Linked DNA regions of Homo sapiens: region 1 is linked to region 2. A link is a contact called in ENCODE POLR2A ChIA-PET data. All regions are on one chromosome and are shown on one strand. Each heading gives the region's core, a stretch centred on a gene start or an enhancer-like site at or near the end of the contact. The rest is flanking DNA. Distances are from core to core; before and after follow the strand shown.

Region 1 (6,585 bases), core at 1,664-4,163, 560 kb before region 2:
GTCTGGATGTCCTGATTAGAAATTAAAAGGGTAGAAGGGGGGGAATAGGATGTGTTGAGTAGAAGAATCTAGATAGATAGTTAGATAAATACATACAAGTATATATGCCATGTTTCCATTTCCAAGCAGTACCCAGTCCTAAGATAATCATGTCTATTTCCTATTTCCAGACTTAGCAACCCCTTCCCACCTTGACCAAAGGGGCAGGGGGATCTTTATTTCCACTTAAAAGGGGGAACATCTCCTTTCTCACCTATTCAGAAACCATCCCATTGAGAGGGTTGGGAAACTCCCACCTCTTACCCAGCAAAGCCCTAAATCCTTTTATTTCCCTTCATCTGATAGTCAAAGCCTCCCCAATATTCAAAAAGGCAAAATCCAGTAGGCCATCAACATAGATCAAGTTGGGATCTACCTTGATTTCAAGGTCTTTCTCTGCTTTAAGGACGTAAGACTGGGAATCTATTCCTGCCAATTAATAATCCGGAGATTGTACTTTTTTGGGTAAGTTATATTACATGTAGCTAGCTTTATTTTTTACTTGTAAATTTATTGTACAAAGCTAGCATTCTTAAGGACCAGACTGCTGAAGTGAGTGAAGACCAGAATGATCTAATCAATAAGAATAGGGATCCTTGTCCACCCTAATCTCATGTAAGGACATCTCAGCTAAGGCACTCTGGAGAGACAGATGCCTCTACTCCCTTCTCTTCCCAGGTTTCATGCCTCCTTCTGGGAATCCTCTTCTCTCACCACTGAGCACTTCTCACACTAAAGGAAGAAACAACAATTCATTTTCAGGAAAGGCTTTTGGTTAGAAATGTGTGGGAGATAGTGAAACTAGTAATACCCACTCTTTCGCAGGGCCCTGTTACCTGGAATACAGGCAAGGTAAGTATGATGAGCCACTAGTGTTAGGGGAGCCATCCTGAATTCTCCCATTTATGGACCTGGGGCCCTTCTTTACCTTTCAACTACTTCCTTATCTGCCCCTTTCCCCAGCTCATTTACCATTAACGCAGCGTCATTTTCTATCAAGAATCACACAGTGCTCCTCCCAACAAAAATCAGTTCAATCTGGTTTTCCATTTCTTCATCCCAGAACTCATTCCAAGGCTGTGCTTCATAGAGCCCAGCAAATTGGATTGGCCAGAGGCAGCCAAGGAGGAGGACTGAGAAGTACATTTGGATTCCAAGCCTTGTTGCCCACTATGCCTCAGTTCTCCCTAACGCCTCTCCAAGTAGCTAGTGTATAAATCAGACCCATCTGCCATAAAAAGGTGTCATCTTATCACCATAGGTGAAGTATTTAAAGAACAATACAACATAAGCATCTATCCATCCCCTACCCCCATCTCTCCCTCTCCCAGAACCCAGAAATAGAAAGCTTCGGTGCTCACTATGGAGAACATTGAGGAGGAACTGGGTTCAGGGCTATGTTTACTGTGTTTCCTCTCTAAACATCCATAGTCTCCTATCTGTTTCCTCTTTCCTGGGGCCATGGATTCATCTCGGAGAGAGGGACATCTTCTCTTGTTCCCTGATTAAGAATCAACAGACTGCGGAGATTTCCCAATGGCAGCAGCTGACTGGGAGATAAACATGGTGCATGGCTTGTCTTTGACCCAATCCTCTTTTTTTTCTAAGGAGCAGGGGAAAAGTTCCTTTCCTCCCCTGGGACTGGAGTATCAGATACCTGAGTTCTTCCTTCCCCCATTTATTCCTCCCCACATGCCCTGGTACTGCAACAATAGGAAAAGATGCCCAAATGTGCTTGGAGATCCTGGAAGACCCTATATAAACAAAAAGCCTCTGATTAAGCCAGTTACCTTGCCTTTGTCAATCAATATTTCTTCACCATCATCACCTCCTTCAGCTTCCAGGTGGGGGCTCCAACCCCCCCTCCAGATTCCACGTGGGTCCCCTCATCATTAATACATAGAGTGAGTTTCCAGGCCCCAAGAGATGAGCAGCTCAGGCATGGGGTAACCCCCACCCCACTTCCTGTGCATGAGGCAGAAACTACCAATCCCAACTGAGATACATATGACCCACAGGTTGGCACAAGTATTCCCATGCAGTAGATCTACAGCTGTGTGCAATCACTCCACATACCTCTGTGACCCACGCTCACTCATGCACACACATGTCATGTGGCTCACATCTGCACAACTCTGCACATGGATATGTGTGAGTCAGCCTGGCACCTCTACTGCCCTCCTGCAGCCCTGCCACACTGCATATACTGTGCTGCCTCTAGGCGCTGCGTGTGTCAGCCTGGGGTCCACAGGCACAGGCACATCGTTACCTTTGCAACTCCTAAGCCCGCTCCAACTGGCCAGCTTGCTCCGCACATGCCTTGCACATGTGGCCTGGCCACGCGTGTCAGGGCCGTGCTTCCTCGCACCTGCCAACATCTGTGCCAAAGAGAATCTACCAGCCCACAGCCCTGCTCCAGTTATCCCCCCTCCTCCTCCCGCTCAGGCTCCCTAAGGTCCCTTCCCCCCATTCCCGGGCCGGGGACTTACAGAGACCGAAGCTTAATCCACATCTTCTTGCTGGGGGCTGACTTCAGCTCCAGGGGTGACGGGCAATCCGACTCCTCCAGCATCTCCGGAGGACTGCGGGGGGACAGCTCCATGCTCAGCCACGGTCTACGGAACAGAAGGAGGAGACAGCACCTCGGCTCAGCTTCAGCCCCAGCCGAGAGACCCTCACCCCCCATCCCAGGCCCTTCCCACCTGCGGCTGGCGTGGACCAGCCAGGCCGGTGTCTCTAGGCTCGGCCCAAGCTGGCAGAGCTGCAGCTCCTGCGGCTCCTCCTCTCCCGCTGCCCAGCCGAGCTTTGGGCTCCCAGTCCAAGCTCTCCGCACCGCCGCTGCTGCTGCCGCTACCGCCGCCGCCGCCGCGCGCTGCCAGAGCCGCCTCCTCGCCTCTCTCCTCCTCCCCCGGCCGGGTTCCCCCCTCCCTCTGCTCTCCCTCCCTTCTCCTCAGCCTGCCCGCCAGTCTCTCACTCCTCACAGCCACTCCTCCCCCTCCCAAAGGAACGATTGGAAGCCGGGGGCACACACAGACAGAAGCGCCCAAGGGCGAGCGCACGCACACAGGCGCCGGGGACGAGTGGCTGCGTGTGCCCTGTACTGGCGGATGTGAGTGCGTGTTTACAGAGTGCAGCGGAGGCGGCGGGCTGGACTTCGGTGTGGGTGGTTGTGTGGGTTCTCTCCGTGTGTTTTGAGTTTCTGTGTATGTGGTTGTGGTTCCATGTATCCACGTGTGCCTAGCTGCCTGCGTGTCCCATGTCTGAGTGCGGGGTAGGGGATGAGCACACATCTTTCCCTGCTAGATCTGGACTCGGAACCCAGTCGGACCAGACCCCACCTGTGCTCCTGTCTTGGAAAAGTTCAGGGTGTGCCCTGAGCTGTGATGGCATCCCACACTTGGCCTCGGGTCCCTCAGCTTGATCTTCCCCACCTGTCTCCAAGACTGTGGCCTTCTCCATGGTACTTCTGCCTGCCCGCCTAGCAGATAGGAATTTCTTCCAAGTTCAAAGCTCTCCAGAGCAGGCATCTTTTTTTTTTTTTTTTTTTTTTTTTTTTTTTTTGAGAAGGAGTCTGTGTCGCCCAGGCTGCAGTGCAGTGGCGCGATCTCGGCTCACTGCAACCTCTGCCTCCCCAGTTCCAGCGATTCTCCTGCCTCAGCCTCCTGGAGTAGCTGGGACTACAGGCGCGGGCCACCACGCCGGCTAATTTTTGTATTTTTTAGTAGAGATGGGGTTTCACTATATTGGCCAGGCTGGTCTCCAACTCCTGACCTCGTGATCCGCCCACGTCGGCCTCCCAAAGTGGTGGGATTACAGGTGTGAGCCACCGCACCCAGCTTAACATCTTCTTCTTTGACTAGGTAATAACTCTACACAGCCAGGAAAGCATTCCTGATATCAAAACCCCTCCTGAAGCACTTCCAGCTCATTTTTTCTGTTCTGTCTTCAGAGAAAGAAATCTAGGAGCTAAAGGCCCAGCACAAAACAGCCTAGCTGGTTAATAAACATTTGTGGAAGGAGTGAACTGGAATTTGAACTCAAGACCTTGTAAAAGGGCAAAGCCTCCTCCATCCAACCGAGTCCTACCTAGGACTCTTGCAGGAACCACCTCTCTTGCTCCATATTGTTCTCTCCCTTAATGACCACCTGCTTTGGCATTGGGGAAACTCCTATGTCAACAGAAAGTGGAGATATATTCACTAACTACTGAATCCAAAACAGGCCACTAATCCAGGATCCCAGAATGTGAATTTTAATTTCAAAAAATTCTGGAGGTTGGAAGGAGGAGTGATCAGGAGAAGGTATTTACTCTGTTCTAAATACTGAGTGGAGGCTCCTCCTCTCCCAGTCAGAGAAGGAGAAAAGAAGTGAAATGGAAGGGCGAAGAAGCGGATGAACTGTCACAGCTAAGACTCCTAACATAAAAGAATTGCCAAGTTAGGTCAGCATTTAGATTCAGCAGAAGTATCAGCAGAACCAGCTCCCAGAAAGTACAGAGGCAGAAAGAGATGGCAGAGTCAGAGATGGAGAAAAAAGTGGAAATAATAAGGGACTTCCCACCCTCTGTCCATCTACCTTTAGCACACATCCCTTGGCTTTTCCCCAGACCCAGCCAAGAAATGGCTGCATCTGAGACCCTAGTCACACTCCTACACAGTCCATTTCTGAAAATTTGGGAGCAATCTCCTCCTTATCAACTGAAAATGAAATGGGCTGGAAACTACAAAAGAATTGCAAATTAGGATGGTGCTAAAGAGCTCTAATTAGTAAATTAGGATTAGAGCTAAGGAGTTTCCAAATTTAGGCAGGTCTTTAAACTAGAATAGGTGGGAAAGAGGCAAGACATACATCCAGAGGGCTCTCTCAACATTTCTTGTTAACACAGTGTCACATCCTGCTCTCCCAAGACCCCCTGCTCCTGATTCATTTTAAGGCTAATTCACACACACACACACACACACACACACACACGCACACACACACAAAGTTATTCGTGAAAGAGACATTAGAGTTCATCCACTCTAATTCCCTTCATTTAATAAATGGGAAAACTTCATAGACAACACAGTTTGATGGAAAAAGTAAAAATAAAAATAAATGAGAACTAAACTAACCCAGAAAAATTATAGGGTCTCACAGAGAGTAAGTGATAAAACCAGAGCCAAGTCTATCAGCCTTTTTCACTCTGTGGCTCCTTTCACTTTCTTTAGTCACCAGTCCTGGTGTTTAGTCTCAACCTCATTCCTCTTGTTGCAATACAATCCCATTTCTACCTTGCTGCGTCTCTAAACAGATAAGAATTGGGTATACTTGTTCCACTCTGAGGCTCAAAAGACAACTATTCTCTCCCTGTCTTTTCCTCTTGTCCTCATCCCCCACCTTTCCCAGGCTCCTTCTCATTCCTCTCCTTTTCAGCTTCTAAACTGCCCCCTACCCCTAGGAGGCTCTGCCTCCTCACTCCCCTAACCCCACAATCCTTTCCAACAAGCTTTGAGTTTGATAGAAACCAAAAATGATGCTTTGGCAGTAGGTGACGGATGGATGTGATCTGCCTCCTACGGGAATGCTATTTAAAGGGGCAGCCTCACAATCCTCTCCTTCCAAAGTGACAAGAGAAAAGTCTGCTCCTCAATCTCTCCAGAGCTGCAAACTCAGCTCAAGTTAACTTCTGACTTCCTCAACCTGCAACCTGGCCTGCTGCTCCTGCTTCCTATTCAAGTGGGAGGGAGAGTACTTGACAACTCATTGAGGTGTGGGGGCTGAAGGGGGATTCATCTTCATCTCCTTTGATGACAGGTACTTAGGAGAAGCAGGAGGCCCTGTGGGGAGGAGGACTGGAAGAACACTCTTCCCCCAACCGCGTGAGTGCATTTCAGCCATGTGCCAGCTTCTTCTCAAAGTCAAACTTTGTTGGAGAAGAACTAATATAAGCATGAGGACCTAAGGTTAAGGAAGCCTTGTCCCTAGCTGGGGGACACAGATATACCCTCCCTCCCTCCTGGATCCTGGTATTCACAGCACAGTTGTTCCCTTCCTGCAAAGCAAAGTGCTACAGGGCATCATCCCCTTGGCCAGGCCCTGGACCTTCTGCATTTTTTTTTTTTTTTTTTTTTGTGAGACAGGATCTTGCTCTGTCACCCAGACTGGAGTGCAATGGCATCATCTTCGCTCACTGCAACCTCTGCCTCCCGGACTCAAGCGATCCTCCCCACCTCAGCCTTCCAAGTAGCTAGGACTACAGGCAGGAACTACTACGCCCAGCTAATTTTCGTATTTTTTTGTAGAGACGGAGTTCGCCATGTTGACCAGGCTGGTCTTAACCTCCTTAGCTCAAGAGATCCACTGGCCTCAGCCTCCCAAAGTGTTGGGATTACAGACAACAGCCACCATGCCCAGCTAATTTTTTGTATTTTTGGAGAGACAGGGTTTCACTGTGTTGCCCAGAGTGGTCTCAAACTCCTGAGTTCAAGCGATCCGCCTGCCTCCCAAAGTGCTGGGATTACAGGGGTGAGCCACCACACCCAGTTCCTTCTGCACTTTGAAGCT
Region 2 (6,616 bases), core at 249-2,748:
AGTCGTTCCCCTCAGCTTTTCCTCCCCTGCTCCCGTTTCCTCCACATTCTTTCCCCAAGTATCAGAGAAAGATCCCGAAGGCCCCCAGCTCCTACAGCAGAAATGAATCTTGAACCCTGAGCTTGAACTCTGGCTGGGCTTTCTCTCAACCAAAATTACAGTGAAATCCAACCAAAGCCACATTCCCTTTCAGGAGAAAACCTCTTGCCACGCACACAGAAATTTCCCAACCACTCATTTGTAAGCTGCTTTTGGAAACCAATGAAAAAAGATAATTTAACTAGAAAAAAATGGAAAAGAAAAAATTAAAAGAGGAAACAGAAAACTTACAACATTCCAAATGCCCTGTTCCAACGCCATCCAAGCCAGGCATCTGGAGGAGGGAGGGACGTGGCGGGCAGCCCTTCACCTCCACCTCTTCCGGCTCCAGCCTCGCTGCCCAAGGCCCCCGGCCGAGCCAAAAGCCGCAGGAGCCCAAGCCGCACGCACAAATCAGACCCACAAACAACAAATCGCGTTTCGCAGGAAACAATTTTCAACTGGGAAAACGCAGTAAAGAGAACTCCCCCCATCTCCCCAGCCTTCCCTAGTCCCTGGCCCAAGATCGCCATTTTAGGCTTTTTGCAAGCCCCTGACCTGAGCTGGGGGACGTCAGCTCCCCAGGACACCAGCATTGAGAAAGCAAACCACAGCCAGCACGCGCCTGGGAGCAGCCACCCGTCCGGTGCAGCACACTGCGCCTGCAGGCGGCCCGCGGTGCGCACCGCCCCCGCCTTAGCACCCATGGCCGGGGCAGGGCCGACACCTCCACGTCGCCGCTTACCTTCCCCAGCTAAGTGACGCGCCACCAGCCTGGAGCTCAGCGGACGCTAGTCGAAAGCCAGGGTCGCATTCCCGAAATGGTCTGGGGCCTCCTGGGCCCAACCCTCTCCCCTGCCCCCCTCCCCGGCCGCGAAGACCAAGTGCCGGAACGTCCCAGTGGCGCCCGCGGCCCAGGCGGCCTTACCTTTCGCTTCGTTATCCGAGGTGTCTGGGCTGGAGTCGGCAGCTTTGGCCCTCTCCTTTTCGCTCTCCGAGGGGCTCCCTTTAGGGCCCGCCAGGCTCTGCTCCGTCTTGATTTCATTGGGGCTGGGGGTCTGGCTGTCGGACTTGGGGGTCTCAGGGAAACTCACTTTGCCCCCCAGCTGAGGCGATTCCAGATGTTCGGCGCGCGGGTTGAGACTGGCCCGCTGCTCGAAAGGGGCTTCGAAGTCGTTGGCCCCAGAACAGTGGGGCGTCTTGTCCAGCGCGGAGTAGCTCGGGCTGGCGCGGTAGTAGCTGGGCACGGGTACCTCGTGCTCCCCAAGGCAGGACTCCGGCAAGGGGTGGGAGTAGAGAGCTGCCTCGGGGCCACTTTTCGCCCGCTTCTCTGCGCTGTACATGCAGCAGACATTCTCCTCCTTGACACTAGGTGGGTAGGAGCAGGAGGACAGCGGCCTGCCAACAGGTTGTTCCAGGCGATAGGCGGCTTTGGGGTCGCCCCAGGAGTCCAGCTGCGAGAGGTAGGACGGATAGGTGTTGAGGGCGAGGCTGGGGCTGCTGCCCTCGTCCCTCTTGGAGAGCGAGGGCGCGAGCCCGCAGCCCCTCATCACCCCGCAATTGAAGTCACTCCCAGACTGCATATACATGCCTGCGCTCCGGCTATAGCGCTCTCCTCCGCCGGGCGCAGCCAAGGGCTCCGCGTACGAGTTCGGAGTTACATTGCGAGGGCATGTCATTTTCAGAGAGAGGGGTTTTTAAGGAGCAATACTACAGCGGAGGAGCTGACATCTTTTTTTTTCCCCATCCGGGAGGGGGGGCGCGGTTGGAGGGGAGGGAGGAAAAAGAAGGGGAGGGGGGGAAATATCAGCTCCGTAATTATCCGCGCATTCGGTTCTCACCATGTGACGGCTAGACCAATGGGATTTGAAAATGGCCTTGATGATTCAGACGGCCGTGACGTCAGCGGGGTCAAGTTGTCGGCAGGCGGAGCGCGCAGAGTGGAGTAACAGCGCCATCTAGCAGCTGCCTCGGGGTAGGGGCACCGGAGCCCTTCCCCGCGAACAAAGGAAGCGCCCCCCGGGCGGCAGGGGAGGTAGAGGGGTGGAGGGGGGTGGGGGTGGGGGTGGGGGTTCTAGGAAGAGTGGGGTTTGTTTATCCAGTAACCAGCCTGTAACTCCTGGGGAGAAGGGGGCGGAGAGGGGGGAAATGCGGGAGAGAGGGAGAGAGCGAGGCAACCCGGGGCTCAAAACAGTCAAATTCAAATTAAAAGGTCGAGACACGAATCAGGTACTTCTCCCCACTCTTCATCTCCCCTTTCCATATCCCCGGACCCGACTCCCACTTCTTACCTTGGGGATGGGAGTGGGGTGAGGTTTGTGGGGGGGGGGGTTTGGGGGGATCTGATGAGCAGAGAAAGGGGAAAAAAAGTTAAGGAATACCAAACAGGACTAAAGTTTCTGCTCTCCCGCCTCCTCTTTTCCCCGGGCTTGGCCCTCGGGGCTGGAAGCTTGGGGGCCGCGGCGCTGGAGTTGCAAGTTTCCTGTGGGGGTTGACTGGGAATCTCCAGCCTCTAGGGTGGGCCAGGGAGGGGGTCACGGTCACTTCATGGCTGCTCGGAAAAGGAGGTTCCGAATGGACGCGGGGTAGGGGAAAGAGGAAGCCAGAGACCAGAGGCACCCGATCCCCGACCCGAGAGCTGTGGCCTGGGCCTGGCAGGGTGGGCGGCTCCTGGGTCACCATCTCAGGGGCCCACAAGGCTTTGGCCTTGGAGCCGGTTCTGCTGCTTTACTTCAGGCCCTGGCGGTCCTCGCTTTCCGCTTGACCTTGCCCCCGCTAAAACAGGGAATATTCCGGGAAAGAAAGAGGGAACCTGCGGAGCCTCGGTCAGTTTGGAGGAGTCACGTATCACACGGGAAACCAGCACACAAGACGCAACAAAACCCGACCCAGAGAAGCGTCCTTTACAGAGCGCACGGGCTGGGAGCATGTTTGAAAGAAGACAGACCAGTCTATTTTTGTGGTTGTTTTTAAATAAAAGGAAGAAATAAGGGGAACCGTATGTTTCAAACAGTTATTTCCGTTTCTCCATCGCCTTCTTCCAAAGCGAACTAAACTCTCCACCCCTTCCTCAGGAAACGGAATCTGGAGAACAACTTGTCTTTCCTGTCGCCCCACATTTTTCCTTGGACAGAGCCTAGGGTTCAGACTTTCCGAAGGGCTGGAGTTTGGCGGGGAAAGGACTGGAGCCCAGCGCCCTGGAGTGGAGGAGTGAGGAGGCTAGACCGTTTCTAAGGAGGCCCAAGCCCGCTGCGGCTAGAAGACCGCAGAAAGAAATCCGCCGAATTTCCCCATCCAGGGGTGGAGAGAGAAGACGCAGGGGTTCCTGAACCTCCGGAAAACTGGAAGGAAATGTGGAGTGTATGATTTGCTTGCAGGACCGGCCAGGGGAGATTTGAAATGGTTTTGTGTTTTCATATGCAGGGTCACCGTGGCCTCAGCATGGGGGTTATCCAGGGCAAGGTTAGGCTGTTTAGGCCCCAGACTTGGGACAGTCCGGGCAGCAGTCAATCCAGGGAGCCATTTGTCCCACCGCCCATCCCGCGGGAAACGGGCGAGACTTTATGGCCACTCTGTTTGTATTATCTGCATTAGTCTTTCCCCACCAGTTTGATCGAAACCGTTCCCTTTTACGAGGACCCAACGAAAATTTCCCGTCATATTTATCAGCCAGGGATAAAAATTTAGTATGGGAACTGATATTTCCTCATTTATGGGACGATGAAATTAAATACCAAAGCAATTGAGAATTATATGGCTTTGGGGGTTCCCTCCCCCCTCTTTCACGTCTCCTTTATTTTCCTGCCTGGTGTGCTTTTCCCAGGAATTTAGCGTCCCAGTTCCCTACCCTTACCCCCCACTTTGGAGTCTGGTGGGTCCTTTTCCCCACGGCCAAGTGGCCCTTGGCCACCTCAGCCTTTTCTTTTTTTTTTTCTCTGGGTGTTAGTAGCTGGGGGCCAGGACAGTGCTACCCGAGCCTCTGCCCAGGCCAGCCAGGACAGGCTGGGATCAGAGAAAGGTTTCCAGGGAAGAGCCGCAAAGGGTTTGAGCCCAGCCTGGGAGGGGGTGAAGGAGTCGGCAGGAAAGGGTGAAGGAGATAAACTTCAGACAAGCCCCAAGGCGTAGCCTGGGGAACCAGCAGACAGGGAGCAGACCCATCGGCCTCAGGGGTCCCACCACCCAACCTCTTTCCAAGCCCACCTCTCACCTTAGCCAAGGGAGAGGACAGAGTCGCTTCGGAATTATCGCCATCATTAATGAAAATAATACTCCAGGGAGGAGCCTCCCGCCTCGACTCCCACCTCCTCACAAGACAGAATAGTGTTTAAAGTTGAAATAATTAGAAGTATGATAAACACGGCCGATTAATGAAAAAAGAAATCAAATTCATCAGCCTAAGTGGGACCCCCGGTGGGACAAATGTTTGCCTCTAATTACGCAAGATAAACGAAAACCCGGTGCTGCTAAACTAGAGCCCGCTCGGACGCAGACCTGAATAACTTGTTGGGTTTTCACAGACTTTGAGATTCTGCTTCAGTGGAGGTAAAAGGAAGGAAAAAGTGAGTGTTTTATCCTGGCGAAGGGAGCATTTGTGCGGGCCTGGGTCCCAGCCCTGCCCCCTTGGGCTCGGTCTTTCCCGAGGCCACGAGCAAAGGCTGTTTCGGTCCTATTGTCCGGGCCTGGCGTTCAAAGGCATGCGGGCCGCCACAGCGACCCCGCCTGCCGCCACTGCCAGGCACCCACCGCCCTGCCCCACAGGGCCAAGATCCTTCAGCCTGTGCCCTTGGCAACTGGATTAGGATCCAGGGGAGGCCTGTGTTGCTAGAATCACCCACATATGGACTTTTATTAATCCATTTCCCCAACTTTCCGAGGGCGCTGAGACACCTATGCCTATGCCTACGTCTGGGGCTCCCCCCTCTTACCTCAACTTGGGAACATGAAAATCCAGGGGCTGCAAGCCACAGTGGGGCTCAAGCTGTGCATACGACCTGACAAATCCCACCCAGGGCCAATGCCCTGGCCCCTTTCTCCCTTCCCGGGTACCCAGATCCTGGAAAGGCAACAAGGACGGGGCTGGGCCTCCTTCTGTCTGTGGGGCTGTGAGCAATGCAGAGGAGGAGGGTTCAGGAGCTCTGTGAATACTCTGGGAGGATCCAGCGGGTTCCACAGGGCAGCCCAAGGGCTGGGGCGCTAGGGGTCCCCACGTGAAAGCAGAAGAAGGAAAATATGCTCAATGAACAAAAAAGGACCTTTGTTGCTTTCTTGGCTGTAGCCCTCAACACACCCCAGAAGCACCCTGGTTTCTCCAGCAAAAAATTGGAGTTTCCCCAACAGGTTAAGAAAGTCAACTGGGAAATTCTGAAGATGAAGTGAAAAAGGAAGAATGTCTTTCCCTTTTGGGTTAAATAATAAAATAAAAATAAAGTGTGTGTATTGAAATCTTTTTAAGCAAAGAGGAAACAGAATCACACCAGAGATTGCAGGTTTTTTCCTCTTGCTTTGGAGGCCGAGATAAATCCTTCCCTTCCCAAAACTTGAAGAAAAGATTCGCTTTTCTTCTTCACTAGCACCAGGCTCTGCCCCAGCTGAATTGGGAGCAGGGAAATTCCAGGCAAAATTCGGAATGCCCAGAGACCCAGAAAAGAAAAAGATTTTCAAACAGGTACTAGAGGGAGGTAGGAGGCTGAGGACACTTAGCAGGGCCTCTGGTCTACTGTGGACCTCACAGCCCCCCAGGCAGCTCGGCCAGCAGAATCTCTCACGTCTTGACATTGCACACACTTGCACACAGATGCTACGGAGTTCAGCATCTATACACGTGTCTAACTTGCACTTAAATATGTGTACACAGCCACAGATATTCACTTTTACCCAAAGTGCTGTCTAAGATCTCCGAATCCCGAATTCTAATAACCCGCGCCAGTCTGACTGCTTCCTGGCCCTGCCGAAGCTGGCCAGTTATTTAATTTTGTCCCCTGAATTGAAACCAGACCGAAGACACCTCGGAGAGAAGCTTTGGGAGGAGGGTGGGAGGATGTCTTAGGGGCAGGCCCTGCCCCCCACTTTAGTGGTTTGCTTCTAAGTTGCCCCCAGTAAGTCAGGTTTCTAGCTAGAGTCGGGGCTGTGGTTAGGCTGGCTTGCTCCGGAGAAAAACACCGAACCTTTCTTACCGGTTAAGTTCCTTTTCAAAGATCTCTGTTTGCCTTCCTTTCCTTTCTTATTTTTCTTTTTTTTTCTTCTCTTCTTTCTTTCCTTCTTGTTTCATCCTTCTCTTTTCTCTTTATTTGCTTCTTTCTGTTTTTCTTTTTCTTTTTTCTTCCTGTAATTTATTTTTTCCTACTTTTTCCAATCCTTTCTCTTTCTTGTCTTCCTTATTTCTCCCATTTCCTTGTTTCCTTCTTTCTTTATTATACAATTAATTCTTTGCTCTTTTCTCTCTCCAATTATTTCCTTCCCCCTGACTTTCTTTCCTAGCCTTTCTTATTTTTCTCTGGTGTGCTGGGCTTAGTGAGGGGGACAGCACCAGGCTCAGTCG

The links. ChIA-PET counts read pairs that join two places held with the same protein, here RNA polymerase II (POLR2A).
Region 1: POLR2A ChIA-PET joins it to region 2 with 11 read pairs in A673. The contact joins the promoter of PDE1B here to the promoter of HOXC-AS3 in region 2. POLR2A ChIA-PET finds 5 or more read pairs at or near these places in 2 of 52 experiments (A673 and activated T-cell).

What each region holds. Positions count from the first base shown.
Region 1 is chr12:54,545,929-54,552,513 of GRCh38, reverse strand. It overlaps PDE1B (phosphodiesterase 1B), which reads right to left and starts at 2,913. Exons shown (of 16, transcript NM_000924.4): 1 at 2,742-2,913; 2 at 2,529-2,654. The coding sequence starts at 2,641. It overlaps NCKAP1L (NCK associated protein 1 like), which reads right to left. Exons shown (of 31, transcript NM_005337.5): 31 at 4,271-6,585. RefSeq lists enhancers at 1,735-2,363, 5,511-6,055 and a silencer at 2,929-2,988.
Region 2 is chr12:53,980,401-53,987,016 of GRCh38, reverse strand. HOXC-AS3 (HOXC cluster antisense RNA 3) reads left to right here and starts at 1,498. Exons shown (of 3, transcript NR_047506.1): 1 at 1,498-1,541; 2 at 1,934-2,053; 3 at 2,863-3,066. It overlaps HOXC10 (homeobox C10), which reads right to left and starts at 1,871. Exons shown (of 2, transcript NM_017409.4): 1 at 1,007-1,871. The coding sequence starts at 1,757. RefSeq lists a silencer at 673-722 and an enhancer at 207-1,087.